2 separate regions of the Mus musculus genome follow, and region 1 is linked to region 2. A link is a contact called in ENCODE Hi-C or POLR2A ChIA-PET data. All regions are on one chromosome and are shown on one strand. Each heading gives the region's core, a stretch centred on a gene start or an enhancer-like site at or near the end of the contact. The rest is flanking DNA. Distances are from core to core; before and after follow the strand shown. Region 1 holds the start of Ckap4 (cytoskeleton-associated protein 4). Region 2 holds the start of Tcp11l2 (t-complex 11 (mouse) like 2).

Region 1 (6,507 bases), core at 1,133-3,632, 43 kb before region 2:
TGTTTCTTTGACACAAGGTCTCTTACTGGAGCTGGAGTACCCCGATTTGGCTGGACAGGCCGGCTGGCAAACTCCAGAGATACCTCCTGTCTGTGCCTCCCCAACAATGGGATTCCAAGTGTGGACTTTTACACAGGCCCGAGAAATCTGAACCCATGTTCTTATGCTTTCACAGTAAGCACTTTACCAGCTGGGCTATCCCCAATCCCAGTTCTTACAAACCTTGATGGCGCCTTCCTCTTGCCTGGAGAATGAGAAACAGGCTCAAAGAGGAAAGCGATTTGCATACAGCTGTGAATGGGAAGGGGTAAAACCAACAAAGAGACCAAAAGGCAACATAGGAACTAACACCCATGTTCTTCAACCTGGATCTAACCACTTTGGGCTCAAGCTTCCAACTTCCCCTGTATTCTGTCACTGGAAGGCTAGCTACCTTCTGTCCTTCAGGTATAGTCGAGATTGTCCCCTTACCTGTATGGGGTCATGCCATCTCCTGATACTTCTAATGACCAGCCCTGTCCCACATACAAACCCACAAGCCCTTTCTTCTCAAAGTGTGCATAAGTTCCCCACCCCTGAAACCTACTTAGGATGCCACTTCACAAGCTTGATCTGCGCCTTTTCCTCCTCCATATCCTCCACAGGGCTCACGCACAGCCATACAACTATCAGGCTTCAATAAATATTATGACTGATTAGGAAGAGAGGAAACGGGCTAGCGATCAGACTCCCGCGGGGTGTCTGTGTTCTTAGGATGGTCTGACATTCAGCAGGCAGAGCAGAATCGCCCACTTCATTTCCCCAGCTAAGTCACCTCCCTTGGCCTACACCACTTCACAGGCTGACTCACTCCAGTTGCTCTTCCAGTCTTGAGAGGAAATTCCTAGTGGTGCACACTCAACAAAAAAGTAGGGACTTGGCAGGGCAAGCGGCATGCTGGGAAAGGAGGCCGTGGTTCCGGGCTCAGAAATGGCGGGATTTTTTGTTTCCGTCCAGCAAGTGCGTTTCATTGAGCAAGGATGTGGGTGGAGAGGATGGAGAAGGCACTAGAGGGAAGGGGGCTACACTTGGGCTGGAAGGGTAGAAACTGAGCAGTTTGCCATGAGAGTTGTCTGGTCATTCCTGAAACAGCTCGCTGGGGAATCCTTCCTCACGAATGGCCCACACTTTCTTCCACAATCTGCGACTCAAGCCAGCTGTGGTCTGTGTCAACTCACTTTGTGTCTCTTAAACCTCAATATTCGGGTCTGGAAAATGGAGTCAAATTTGTCAGCCCTCTCTTCCTCCCTCTAGTTAACTCTTTGAGTGAGGAAATAAAATACATGAATACGCTGTCTACACACCACATAAGTGTGATCTAATACTTCTGGCCTGTGTTTCCCCTAAAGCTGGAGTAGGCGACTTCAAAGGCCCACATGGGCTCCTTGGTCCAGCTAAGGACAAGGGACCTAAAGATAGACGTTTCATCTGAACTTAGCAAATGACTAAGCTCACTAGCTTCCCCCACCCCCACCCCCAAAACTCTAGGTCTATTAAAAACTGGCTCGGGTGACTCCTACTGGCATAGCCAAGGTGAAGTCTTGACTAGAGGCTTCCGGGGATGCGATGATTTCCCTTCCAGGCTCCTGTTCGGGCAACTCTGTCCATTCAACGGTTCCTAATGCAAAAAGAATGGGCTACGTAGAGCCTGCCGGCTTCCTTACAGGTCACCGCTAATGTCCTGTGACAGGCCCTTGGCCCATCCTCCCCCAATGGTCTGGCCATCCTCAGAGTCCGCTCCATCCCTCTCTGAGACCATTAACAAAGCGGGTCTGGGACCGCCCTGGCGACTAGGGCGCTGGGGTCCCAGCTCTTGCCACAGGGCCTGGGCAGGAAAGGACCAGGGCCCCTTCAGGGAGGGCAGGAGTAGAGTCCCGACCCCGCAAAAGCTGGAGTACCCACCTTCTGCTCGACGCCCTGCAAGCCCTGGCCCAGCTCATCCCTCTGACGGGAGAAGTCCTGGTGGCCACGCCGGACCTGCTGGACCTCCTCCAGGACGTGATGGACATACCAGCCCGAGAAGGCGGCCGCCGCCACCAGGGAGAGGTAGAAGAGAAAGTTGAGCACCCGGCCAAGCCTGCGCGAGCAGGACGCGGAGGACGCGTTGGCGGTGGCGGCTGAGGACCGGCCGCGGTGGCCGCCCCGGTGCGCCTGGTTCTGCGGGTGCTGCGGCGGGTGCGGCGCGGGAGGCTGCGGCTGCTGCGGCGCCGCCGGCGGCTTCTTCGCCACGTCATCCGCGCCGCCCGACGGGTGGGCGCCCTTGTCCGAGGGGCTCGCGGCGCCGTGGCCGCCCTTGGAGCCCCTTTGTTTGGCCGAGGGCATGGCGGCGGCGGCGGCTCGGCGGGATGGGCGAGCGGGGCGCGCGGCCCGGGACGCTGGCTCCGGCTCCCACGGGGACTGCGCGGGCGGCACGCGGGCGCAGCGGCGTCGGAGCGGCCGGGAACGTGGGGCGACGAGGAAGGAGGCCGGCCGCGGAAGGAGGAGGGGGCCTGGCTCCGCCGCCGCCGCGGCGCCGACCCCGCCTCCCGGGAAGGGAGGCCGAGCCCAGCCCGAGCGCCTGCCACGCAAGCGGGCCGCCGCCCCTCCTCCCTTCGCTGCGACCCCGCGGAGGGCGGGCGGAGCCCGGCGGGGCGAGGCTGGGCGCGGCTGCCCGGATGGCTGAGACTCCCAGTGCCCCGGCTACCCTCGAGAGGAGTCAGCGGGGTGGGGGTGCCTCCTGAGCACTGTGCTGAGCACGATCCCCACCCGGGCCGAGGGGGAGTGCTAGGGGGAGCGGAAAGCACGGTTCTGGAAGGTGGGGACAGGACGGGGGGGGGGGGGGTCAGACGCCCTACTTGCCCACCACTAAGCCGGGAACACCCCTCCTCTAAGGCCGCCCTGCAGCCGGGCCAGGCCTGTCTCTTCCCGAGAATTTTTGGGCTCGAAGGACTCTGCACCCAAGCACCTTGGGTATGGACTAGAACTTGTCCTAGGGAGCTGAGTTACTGAGTTATTGAGTTACTGAGTTACAGACCCTCTTTGCCTGGGCAGTAGACTGTATGCAACACCCCCAGGCCCCTTGGTTCTCTTTTCTTTTGGGGTATCATACAGTCTCTCCACAGCTCCAGTTCCTGACAGGCTCTGGGTTGAGTGTAGAGAAGCCATCAGCACCCTCACTTAGAGGGACACAGGTTGAGGTTGTCACTTCCACATTTGTAAAAAGAAATATAGCAGTGCCAGACCTGTGCTTATCAGCTGGTATGGGCTCTAAAATCCTCGCAAAAGCTTTGAACGGTTGAGATTACATTTGCCCATTTTATAGGAAACACACAAGGCTGAGCCTCGACCCCAACAGAATGCCTCAAGGTCCCACACAGCCGTGTTTTGAACCTTGGGCTGATGCTTCTGAAGCCCATGGGTGAGTCTTCACTCATGACTGGGAGGGAAACCAGAGCCCACCATCAGTGCAGATCATTGGTAATACCAATCTGGACCTTTTCCCCTGCACCTGGCTCCCGCAGTCCTAGTGTGTACTTCTGCGCGGCAGAAGTAGGGATGCTATTTCTTCTGTCTGTAACTTCCTCCCAATCTGCTTAGAAGGGGGAAAAAATTAGAAACAAAACTGGAATCTTCCCATGTTCAAATACCACCACTTCCATACTTTGGTGGTCACATGCCCGACAATACCCCTCTTGAGAAAAGTATTTTCGAGGAGACACTGAATGTGCAACTTTACAAGGGCAAAACTTTGCTGAAGGCCCACTGTGTGCCAGAGAGATGTCTGTCCACTGCTAGAGGCACCTTCCTCAAGGACAATCTTGTTGCTCCTCATTCTTTTCGTAAATCACCTTTAAAATCTGAATAGGCACATATGTGCCTGTGATCACGGGCTCTGGGTCCTGGCAGGGGGTGGGGGTGGGGGTGGGGGAAAGCATGTTTTAATGTTTTAAAAACCAACGCCTAAGAACCGAGACAATAAATGAAAAGAGAACTTGGAAAGCAAACCGTGAGCTGTACACAGAGTAGAGAATGAGGAATAATTTGGAGAATGAATTTGCATAGTAGGAGAACAGGAAGGCTATTTCTGAGCAGGAAGTGGGGTAAGCCCAGGACACCTGTCTTGACTAGAAGGGTGTGTGCTGTGTATAGAGAATGGCTGCCCATTGCAAAAGGCCACAAAATAAGGTAGCAAAAGAAGCAGGAGAGTCACTGCTATTGTGGGGAAAACACAGAGGAGATTAAATTTGGGCCAGAGTGTGCCCTAGCGAAAGCATCTGCTCTAGACAGAAGAGAACGCCCCCTCCTTGGGCTGAATAGCAGATACTGTAGCAGAAACCTCTTAGCTCAACAAAGCACAGGGTTCCTCAGCCTGAAGTACAGGGAGACAGGAGATGAGAGTCCTAAGATGACCAGGACTACCTTGCTTAAAAACCATCTCAGTTCAAGGTGTGATTAAGATTACTGATGTGCGAATGGAGACCTTCTCCTCCATCGTCTGTGTTAAGGAGACAGCAGCAGGCTGGAACCCAGCCAAGCTCTGGCCTGGAGGCAGGAGCCCTGTTTGCTCTTTGAGCCGTGGCTTTGCCATCAAATTCCATGACCTTGAGTAGTGGACATAACTCCCCCTCTGGACTTCAGGGCCACCTTCTCTGTAAAGCACATCTCTAAAGCTCCTTTTTATTATGGCATGAATCTGTTCCTTAAAGAAAACAGTCGTTTATTTGTTAGTGAAAATAATCAGTGTTGTTTAGTTTTTTTTTTTTCTAGGAGTTACATGTGAGAGCTGGGGTGGGAATGGGAGGCATCTTGGCTTTTCTCCTGTCAAGCACTGGAGAAGAGTGGGTGACAGGTCAGAGCGATGCCTGGGTTGATAAAGTGCTTGCCTTACAAGCACATGGACCTGCATTTGATCTCCAGAACCCATGTTAAAGGCCGTTCCAAGACCGGGACGATCACTTGGTGGATAAGAGCATTCATTGCACAAGCATGAGGACTTAAGTTCAAATTCCCAGGACCAACATAAGAGGGCAGGCATGGCTGCAGAAGAGTGTAACCCCAGTGCAGGCAGGGGCAGGGTAGGGAGGAGGTGATAAAGAACCGCAATGATTGCTGGGGCTTGGTGACTGTCTGCCCAGCTCCAGGTTCATTGAGAGATGCTTGTCTTGGGAGATAAGGTGGAGAATGGTAAGGCAGGGTATCTGAAATCTCTGGTCTTCACATGAGAGCACGTGGACATGCGCACTAGTATACACACATGTGCATACAGCACACACACACACACACACACACACACAGTGGGGAGAAACCAACCAATGGATATAACAATGGTCAAGACCGTGACTCTGGGATAAGCTGACTTGGGGTCACATTCAGTTCTAGAACCGTCTGTAGAACATGATGTCCCTGAATTTCAGTGACCTCATCTATCAACTGGGATGATGAGACGTGGTTCACCACACTGTGGAGACTGCAGCAGAGTCACCATGTGATGCTGGTTTCATAGCAAGGCTCTGTGAAGAAAGGGTAGCTAACGCCATTTGCAGAGCCACTGGGGACACTCAGAGCTTCACAGAGCTCCTATGTCCGGATTTCAAGGATTGTCTTTCATGGTCTTTTCTGGGAGCTCCCCATTCTGTATGTGGCTCCCAGACCACAGGCTAGGATGTGTTTAACTTTAAAAGGCAGTCAGTGTTCTCTGAAGTAAGCTGTTTGGTTACACCCATAGGAGGAGGGGACCTGCCCAGAGCCAACATGGAAGTAAACCTTGTAGAAATGGGGACTTCTAGAGATTTCCATCCTGCTGACTTTGTGTATGGGCACAGCATGCATCCAAGGGACGCTCCCTCCATTCCTTCTTCCTTCTTTCCACCCTAAAGTGTGTAGAATGGGACAGGAGTATGGATGAGCCAGACACGCAGCTCTTCCAGGATGCCTCCAGACACCCACGTGTTACATGGACTAAATTATAAGGTTGAGTTCGGAGAAACTGTCGTCGCCTTGGTTTCCCACATCCCAGTCAGAATGCCCAAGTAAAGAGCCCCCAGGAATGTCAGTTGCTTCCTCTCTGTTCTGAGTTGATACAGGGTCCCCAGTGTTTTACAGAATCATAGTCTCCTTCGCAGACTTGGCCCACCCATCTCTCCATGCAGTGTATTAGCAAGCCTTTGTGGTGTTTCCTTCATATGGGGCCCAGCGTCTCCCGCTTTACCTGAGCTCTTCTGCTGATGTGGTCAAAGCTGCTGACACCTGGGTAACTGAAATAGCTCCCAGCCTGGCCTTTCTGTTTAAGGATGTGATGGCCCTACTGTATGTGTTCAGGATCAAAGTCAGCATATCTCCATTAAAGTACAAGTCACATTGTGTCACACTTCTGACCCAGCCCCTCCTAGGACTTCATGCAGCCACACTGCGTCCTCAGTAGGCCAGGTATCTTACTACCTGGGGGCTTTTTGTTTCCTGGCTCCCCTCTTGTTGCCTGGTTAAACTTAT
Region 2 (7,243 bases), core at 2,133-4,632:
GGGTTCAGCTCAAAATGAGAATGCAGGAACCCCTCATTCAGAAAGTATTAGGAAATGTCAAAACAGCAGCAATGGGACATTAAACCAAGCAGTTTGTGGTGGTGGTAATGATGATAATCGTGGTATTTAGTCTTCAAAAATTGAGCCTTTGAAAATTCATAGTAGCAGTCTCGAGGAATGGAGAAAAATGAGAAGCTTTGAAGTCAGATCAACCCAGGAAGAAGAGCTTCCTATCCCCAGCAGAGAAAGACAGAGGGCTGAATCACTGGCAATGTTTCCTCATTCTTTGGGGCTTATACCGCTCCCCAGTCCCACCCCCACAAGCTGCGAGTGTGACACAGCTGTACTGGGGTTCCCTTTAATAAACCCAAGATGCAACTCCATCAGCAAATTGGTTGAGAGAGAGTTGTAGGTCTACCTATTACAATGCTGGTTTGGGGATTTTCTGATTTTTTTTTTTCCTCCGAGGATTCATTCTAATTTAGAACTCAGATTTCAGAGGTTTGGACTTAGGGTGTGTTTATGGCTTCCAGCTCCTAGCAGCATTAAAACCAAACCAAACCAAACCAAAAAAAAAAAAAACCCCAAACACACAAAGTGGCCACCACCACCACCAAAAAGGGTGTGGGGACTACAACTTTTCAGAGGTATAAAAAGGGAAGTATGTGCATTCATGCAAAAATTTTGACCTTGTCTTTTTGCTGGCCTTTTGTTTGTTTTGCCAATAATATCAGATAAAATGTGTAATTTCTAAAACAAGTTGTACTTTGAGGGGAAACAAAGCTATTACCACCAGTCTTCCCAATGGTTCAAAGCAGGTAATTTACAAATATTAAGTACAAAACTGGATGCCATGCCACCTGCTTGTAAACACAGCACTCCAGAGGCCTGAGGAAGAAAGATCAGAAGTTTGTGGCCAGCCCAGGATACGTGGTGAGGCCCTGTCTCAAATAAACAAATACAAGCCCAAGATTAGATGCAATAATAAGATTTCTTCAAATAAAACTTTAATTATTTTACTTACTAAAGTGGTTTCCTTTTCAGATATTTGCCTCCAAGAAAGTCATAAACACTACCTAAGAGGTGAGGACTTTATGTTTTGATCTGTGTGGCAAGGATGTGATACAAAGCTTTTTTTGAGAGGGGGGTGAGAGAACTGCCTTCTATTTAACAGCACAACTCAGGCAGAGAGCAGAAATTCTACAGTGGGCTTTTGAATAAGAAGTTATTTAAATGAAAGCAATAGAAGAAGACTTGTTTCCTGTATCTTCTGTCTTCCTAGCTTGGCTCTCTACCCTATTCCATTCCACTTGGAGAATCTCACTCAACAAGCTGCAAATGGACTCATCTGCTCTGAGGGAAATGGCTCCTTTGTGTTTTCGAGAGTTACATAGTTAAACTTTTCAAAAGAAGTGTCAAAATGGGTTAGTCACCCAGGGTGACTGGACAACTGTGCTGATTTATGCTCACCTGCTCCTAGTTAATGACACAGCACAACACTTAGCAGGTTAGTAGGAAGCTTTGCAAAGCACACACTGTTTTCATGTGTCATTGTTACATGGCCACCAGGAATTTAGAAATATTTTTGGTTAATCTTTTTGCTGTGGAGGTTTGTAGAGCAGTTGGGTGGCGGCGGTTGTTTGGCAAGCCTTGAGACTGGGGGCTTCTGACATCTGTTTATTCCAGCAAGTGATATTATAAATAACAGTGGGTTTATGGGAAAGAGCCTGGGTGACAGCAGCACTTTCTCTTTAATCTCTTGATCTGTAGCAGGTTGTATATTTTACTGCCTTTTTAAGATTTCTTTTACCATTGAGGTGAATGTCCCTCTTTGTGGGAGAGTGTACATGCGCTATGGCTGTGTGTGCTTGTGTGTGGAGGAGTCCAGAAGACAGCACTGCATCCTTTAGAACTAGAGTGTTCTACAGTGTTTGAGAGCCGTCCAGTGTGGATGATGAGATCTGAAATTGCCTGTGGTCCTCATGATAGAGCAGCAAGGATTCTTAGCAGCCGTGGCTCCACTTTAGGTTGTGTAATTTCTAGAGTGACAGATACAAATGGATACAAATCTCTAGGTAGGTTTTCTTGTTCAGAATAACTTGCCAACTAGGTTCAGTAGCTAACAGTGAGCTTCTAAGAGTGCTTTAGTTCCATTCTTATCCCACTGAACAAGAAGATCTCTTGGGTAGGCAAATGTTAGGGACTTGGTTATAACCTCAGACCAGTCCATGCTGTACAATTGTATTTCTATCTTGCTTTAAACTATTGTCTGCTTTTGGTTTTCTTCTTTCTAGAATGATAGTAGACAATTTGCCTCCACAATCCGATATGATTTTAGTCCTAAACAGGAATATTTCAGCTTATATAAAGTTCATTTATTTTTTTTGTATGACGCTACCCACAAGTAATACCAACTTGTACCTGGCAAAATAGTGGTTCTGTTTCTTTATGCCCAGAAGCAAGCTCACGAGAAGTTATGCTTAGTAAGCCTGACCACACAAGAGCCCCTCCCAGCACTTATTTACATTAAGCCTGGTTGAAAACTCTCCCCAAGATAAGCGCCGCCAAAGAACCCTTAGAAGAAGTAAGACACTTTATCTTTGTGCACAGGCGAAGCCTTCGGAGAGCTTAGGTAGGTGTGGCTCCCAGAAACCAATCGTCCAATTCAAGGGGCAAATCAGGACCCGTGTTTACAAGAACATGTTGACACGTGTGGATGACGCGGTTGGACGCTGATGTGCGTGGGACAGCCTGTTTGGAATGTTGTTGACTCGCTTGGCCCGGTGTGTGTGGCCATTGTGAAGGTGGGCATGTAGTGTTTTTATATTACTGCCGCGAGCGGACACCAGAAGTCTGTCCGTTCGGTTGGAGTTAGTCCATTTCATCCTACCTGGTAAACTGAAAGAAACAGGATTGGGGGCGTCACCCGCTGCACTTAGGCCCCGCCCTTACACAGCCAGGCCCCGCCTCCGAACGCTTTAGGCCCTACAGCAGCCCAGGCGCTCCCGGCCGTAGGCTGCCCCAATTCCGTGTTCACTCCTCTCCCCGCCCCTGGCGGTCCGGACCGTACCACCACTGAATATAGGGAGCACACATTTCTCGTGTGCAAATGGCTTTCTGTCTGAGCCTTCTTCAGCCTTCACGATAGAAACGTGAGAAAGCTATGGTTTTTGTAGACAGACTCTTCAAGAATTTAGGGATCTTCGCCAGAACCCTGCCCTGGATTCTGGCGCCGCGGTGCTATAGTCCCCCTCCAGTTCCTTCCCGAATGGTCGCGCCCAGGGAGTACCTCTGGGCCCTTTAAATACCGCGTGGGGCTGCGGGGGGGCTCCAGAGTTGACAGACTGCTGAGTCTCCCCTTGTCTGCGACGCTGGTTGAGGGGGGATACGCAGAGCCCCGCGACCCCCGCCACCTAGCTTTCCTCGAGTCTCTACGCGGGATCCGGGGGTGCGTACCCATCCCAGGGGAGGGGCCGTGGGATCTGAGGGGACCGCGTCTCCTTATGGCAGCGGGAGGGCTCCTTGTGCCCTCCGAGTTCGGGACATTTGACCTCGGAGTCAAGGCTTGAAGTGGGGCACGGTGGCAGTGGTGGCCCAGGCTCTGCCGGGGCCGCTTGGTCGTGATGACATCCCTTTGGGTGCGTGCCAGCGACTGTGCTCAACGGCGCGAGACGCTCTGGGCTCCCCGTGCGGTCAGGTCCCCAATCCCTCGTCCCTGGAGGAGTGGGACTGAGCCGCGGTGGGGCCCGGCTGGGCCTCGGCCCTATGTTTGGGTCTTGTTGCTGGGTTTCTCGAGAGCTGGGTTCTGTCCCGGCAGTCCCCTCCCCCAAACGTTTGTTTTGACAGGAAACGTGGTGCTGCTAGAGGGAGGGGCGAGCAGAGAACGTGGGCGAGCGGGCAGGACTCCTGGGACTTCCGTTGGACTTGACTGTCCAGGAGGCCAGCTCAGGTCACATCTGGGTCAGACCCTTGCCTTCTCAGACCCTTGCTTTGCCTTGCTTTGGGTGGCGCCACAAAACATAGCAACGAGATTCGGTGGCACGTGGATGACACAGTTATGTGTTTACGTTAGTACAAGAGGAAAAACTTCCATTAAATGAGCGATTTCGCAATGTTTACTTCTAAAATGCGTTTATTAGACTGGGACTGTAGTTCTGTGGTAGAGCACTTTACAGGACTGTAGGTTCTGTCCTCCCCCAACCACAAGAAGCCCAAATCATGTGTTTAAACACAAGAATCCAGTCAACAAAGAAGGGTTTGTTAAACTACCGTTACAAGCAGAGTAGAAACACTTGAGTGGTTCCAGTGAGAATGGAACCTCCCTCTTTCATCGTTGTCTTGGTACCTTAACGGTAAAGAAACCAGGCAACTTGTCTTTGTCCTTAGTGGGCTGCTCAGCACAAGGTGGTGTTCAGCTCTCAGCTCTTAGTTAACCTACCTCCCAACTGATAATTTCAACCAGTTCTTACACTGGTTCCTGGGCTAGGAGTCCCCATCCCACCTCCACCTCCACCCCGCCCCGTCTACTCTGCCTTTTTCCTACCCCCATGGATTTCATACATTGCTCCACTTGAAGTGACCCAGGGCTGAAGGGCGCCTTACCCCCCGGGTGTGCAGCACAGGTGTTAAACTAGGCATCAGGGATGGGGGGGGGGCGGGGGCAACGCTTTCCAGGATAAAAAGTGCTTAGAAATCCTTCCCAATGCTGTAATGACACGTGGAGCACGGGCATCTGCCTTTTAGACAGTGGCTGGCTTGTTGGCTTTTGTCTAGCTCTCCGAGGCGGGCAAAGACTCGATGAGGACCAGTACTGTTCTCTCCGTGCTGTGTTTTTTGCCTTACTCTAGCCTGGTGCTAAAGCACGGTTTGATCGAGGATGGAAATTGTCTGGCATCTGCAAATTTTTTCCGTCAGAGCTCAGTCTTGCCTTTAACCCCCTATCCTATAAGTGCCTTATGCCTGACTTTGGTAAAGTCTTGGAAGGAGAGTACCCACTAAACGCTTCTTGCCACCTCTTTAATCCCCCCCCCCCCAATCCTAGCCTTAACTTGGTGGATTTCATTCCCCAGGGCCCTTGTTGGATAACCTGAACAATCTACTGCCAAATGTTTTTGACTTGCTAGCTGTAAGCAGTTAGTCCTTTGGGTAATACCTGAGTTTTAAGGAGGGATTTCGAAAAACATAGGGAATGGCCCTCTGATAGAGGACTTTGGTCACTACCGTGGGGTGATCGAATGCTGTTTTGTTGAATGATCTCTTTCAGCGATGTCCTTCACGGTATAGTGCTTGAACAGCTGTCCCAGGGTAAGGTCATCTTGCTTCCACACGTGAAAGTGTCCGTGTGATGATAGACAGAGCAATTTGGCAGAGAGGGATGGAAAGAATGATTAGCAGGACACTGGTTTCCTCCAGCCGTCCCGACGGTAACATGCATGGGCTTCAGGGGTCCAGCCTGCTGCCTGGCTTTTGAGGGGAGCCCCTGCACTGCTGTAAACCTGTGGGGCCATCTCTCTGATCCCTGGCTTCTTATTGTAAACAAGAATAGCACCTACCTGACATAGTTGTATTGCAGATTTGAGGAAATAAATTATCTGAAGCACTTACAGAGTGTGTTACTGAGACCATCTCCAAAGCTGTTGGTTCTAATTGCTACTTTTTTGTATCATTGAGTATCAGAAGAATATAGTGGTACAAGGTACAGTGCTCTTTAAGCTACTAGGGCTTGAGGCCTTGCTAGCCTTGGAATTGTGTTGAGATAGGCACTGGACACTGGAGAAGGGAATGCTTTCTTCCTATATGCATTTTAAACGTTACTAGAAAGAGAGATACAGACAGTTAAACTACTACAGTAAGTACCTGCTTAATGAGCAGTGTGATACAGGCAGAACAGCCCAAAAACTCTATTTTATGAGTAGATGTGGGGCCAAATTTGTTCACATAAGGATATTCACTGGGTTCCTGTATGTACTGGGCAGTGAACTGAACTCTGGGTGGCTAATTTACATGAGGGCAATGAGGGGGCTTCAGGCAAGAGTACCTTGAAATTGTGACATTACATTCCAAATGTAAAAGACAAGGTGGCTGACAATCCCCCAAAAGTCTGCTGTGTGCAGAGCCCGAAAGGTTTTTGTTAAGATAAGAGAAAAAGACGAACTTGTGGCTCCATGCTCTTCCATAACTGGCATTGATTGGTTCTTGAGTCTCATGACCTAAACCTTTCACTGGGCCTCATCTCTCAAACCTGTCAAACTGGAGGTGAAGTTTCTGGGTCCTCTGGAAGAACAGCAAGTGTTTCTAATTGATAAGCCATCTCTCTAGCCCTACAACATTACATCTAAGATAGGATTTGAGCTTCCAAGGTCTTGGTATAAAACTGCACACTGTGGCCCAGGTAATGCTTTCACAGACTGGATGCTTAGACTGACAGCTCTCTTCTGGAGAAATTTAATCCCGTGAGCTCTAACCCTGACTCCATAGTTCCACTGGGCATTGGCTCTTCGTAGTGGCTGTATGCCTTCTACGATTTTCTGTCTGAAGTCCCAAGCCAAGTCAGTGCATCCTTTGAAGTCACGGTAAAGGTCACCATGGTCTCACAGATCTTGCATTCTGTGGGATTCTGCAGAATTAACATCATCTGGACATGACCAACACTTAGAATTTGTATTTGTTGTTTGAAAAGACTCTTCCTGGGAAGACACAACACCCCAGAATAGGAAGCCCCTGACAGACCAAACTGTGGACACCATCAAAGTCCAGCTTGGTAAACCTCGAATGGTTTTGATGGTACTTAAAAGCATATGGGTGAGGGGTTACATACAGGAACAGAGATGACTCAAAGACAGCTACATCACCAAACCCCACCCTGGCATGGGTGACAGCTCACAAAGCTGGAGCACGCTGCACAACCTGCAAGCAGCTTTGAACCCAGACTGTCCCATTCCAGAAGAGCAGACCTCTAACCTAGAGGTGCATTTGGTTCAAGTTCTGGTTTTGAAAAAAAAAAATTCTATAGGAATTCTATAGGAAGCTATAGGGATGCACATGTATTTTATGTCCACAATAACAGGTGAGGACAGGGACCTTATCAACTACAGTCAAAAGCTGGTGAATCTTTATAATCCTCAGCCAGTACAGGGTCATTTATAGAAAGAGTTTTGTGTAGAAAGGAAATAAGGATGTAAATCAAATATAAACTAAAGAATCACAAGCAAATTAAAAGCTCATCGCCATGGTCTCTGTGGCG

Evidence for each region. Hi-C counts contacts between places; a loop is a spot of excess contacts on that map. ChIA-PET counts read pairs that join two places held with the same protein, here RNA polymerase II (POLR2A).
Region 1: a map of heart shows a loop between it and region 2 (6-fold over the local background). The contact joins the promoter of Ckap4 here to the promoter of Tcp11l2 in region 2. A Hi-C loop is called at or near these places in 14 of 37 maps with a recorded cell type or tissue (Patski, adrenal gland, gastrocnemius and 2 more). POLR2A ChIA-PET finds 5 or more read pairs at or near these places in 1 of 5 experiments (Patski).

Annotation. Positions count from the first base shown.
Region 1 is chr10:84,531,506-84,538,012 of GRCm38, forward strand. Ckap4 (cytoskeleton-associated protein 4) reads right to left here and starts at 2,383. Exons shown (of 2, transcript NM_175451.1): 1 at 1,942-2,383. The coding sequence starts at 2,361.
Region 2 is chr10:84,573,565-84,580,807 of GRCm38, forward strand. Tcp11l2 (t-complex 11 (mouse) like 2) reads left to right here and starts at 3,383. Exons shown (of 10, transcript NM_146008.2): 1 at 3,383-3,448. It overlaps Gm34515 (a long non-coding RNA gene), which reads left to right. Exons shown (of 3, transcript XR_380644.2): 2 at 1,045-1,083; 3 at 1,283-1,504.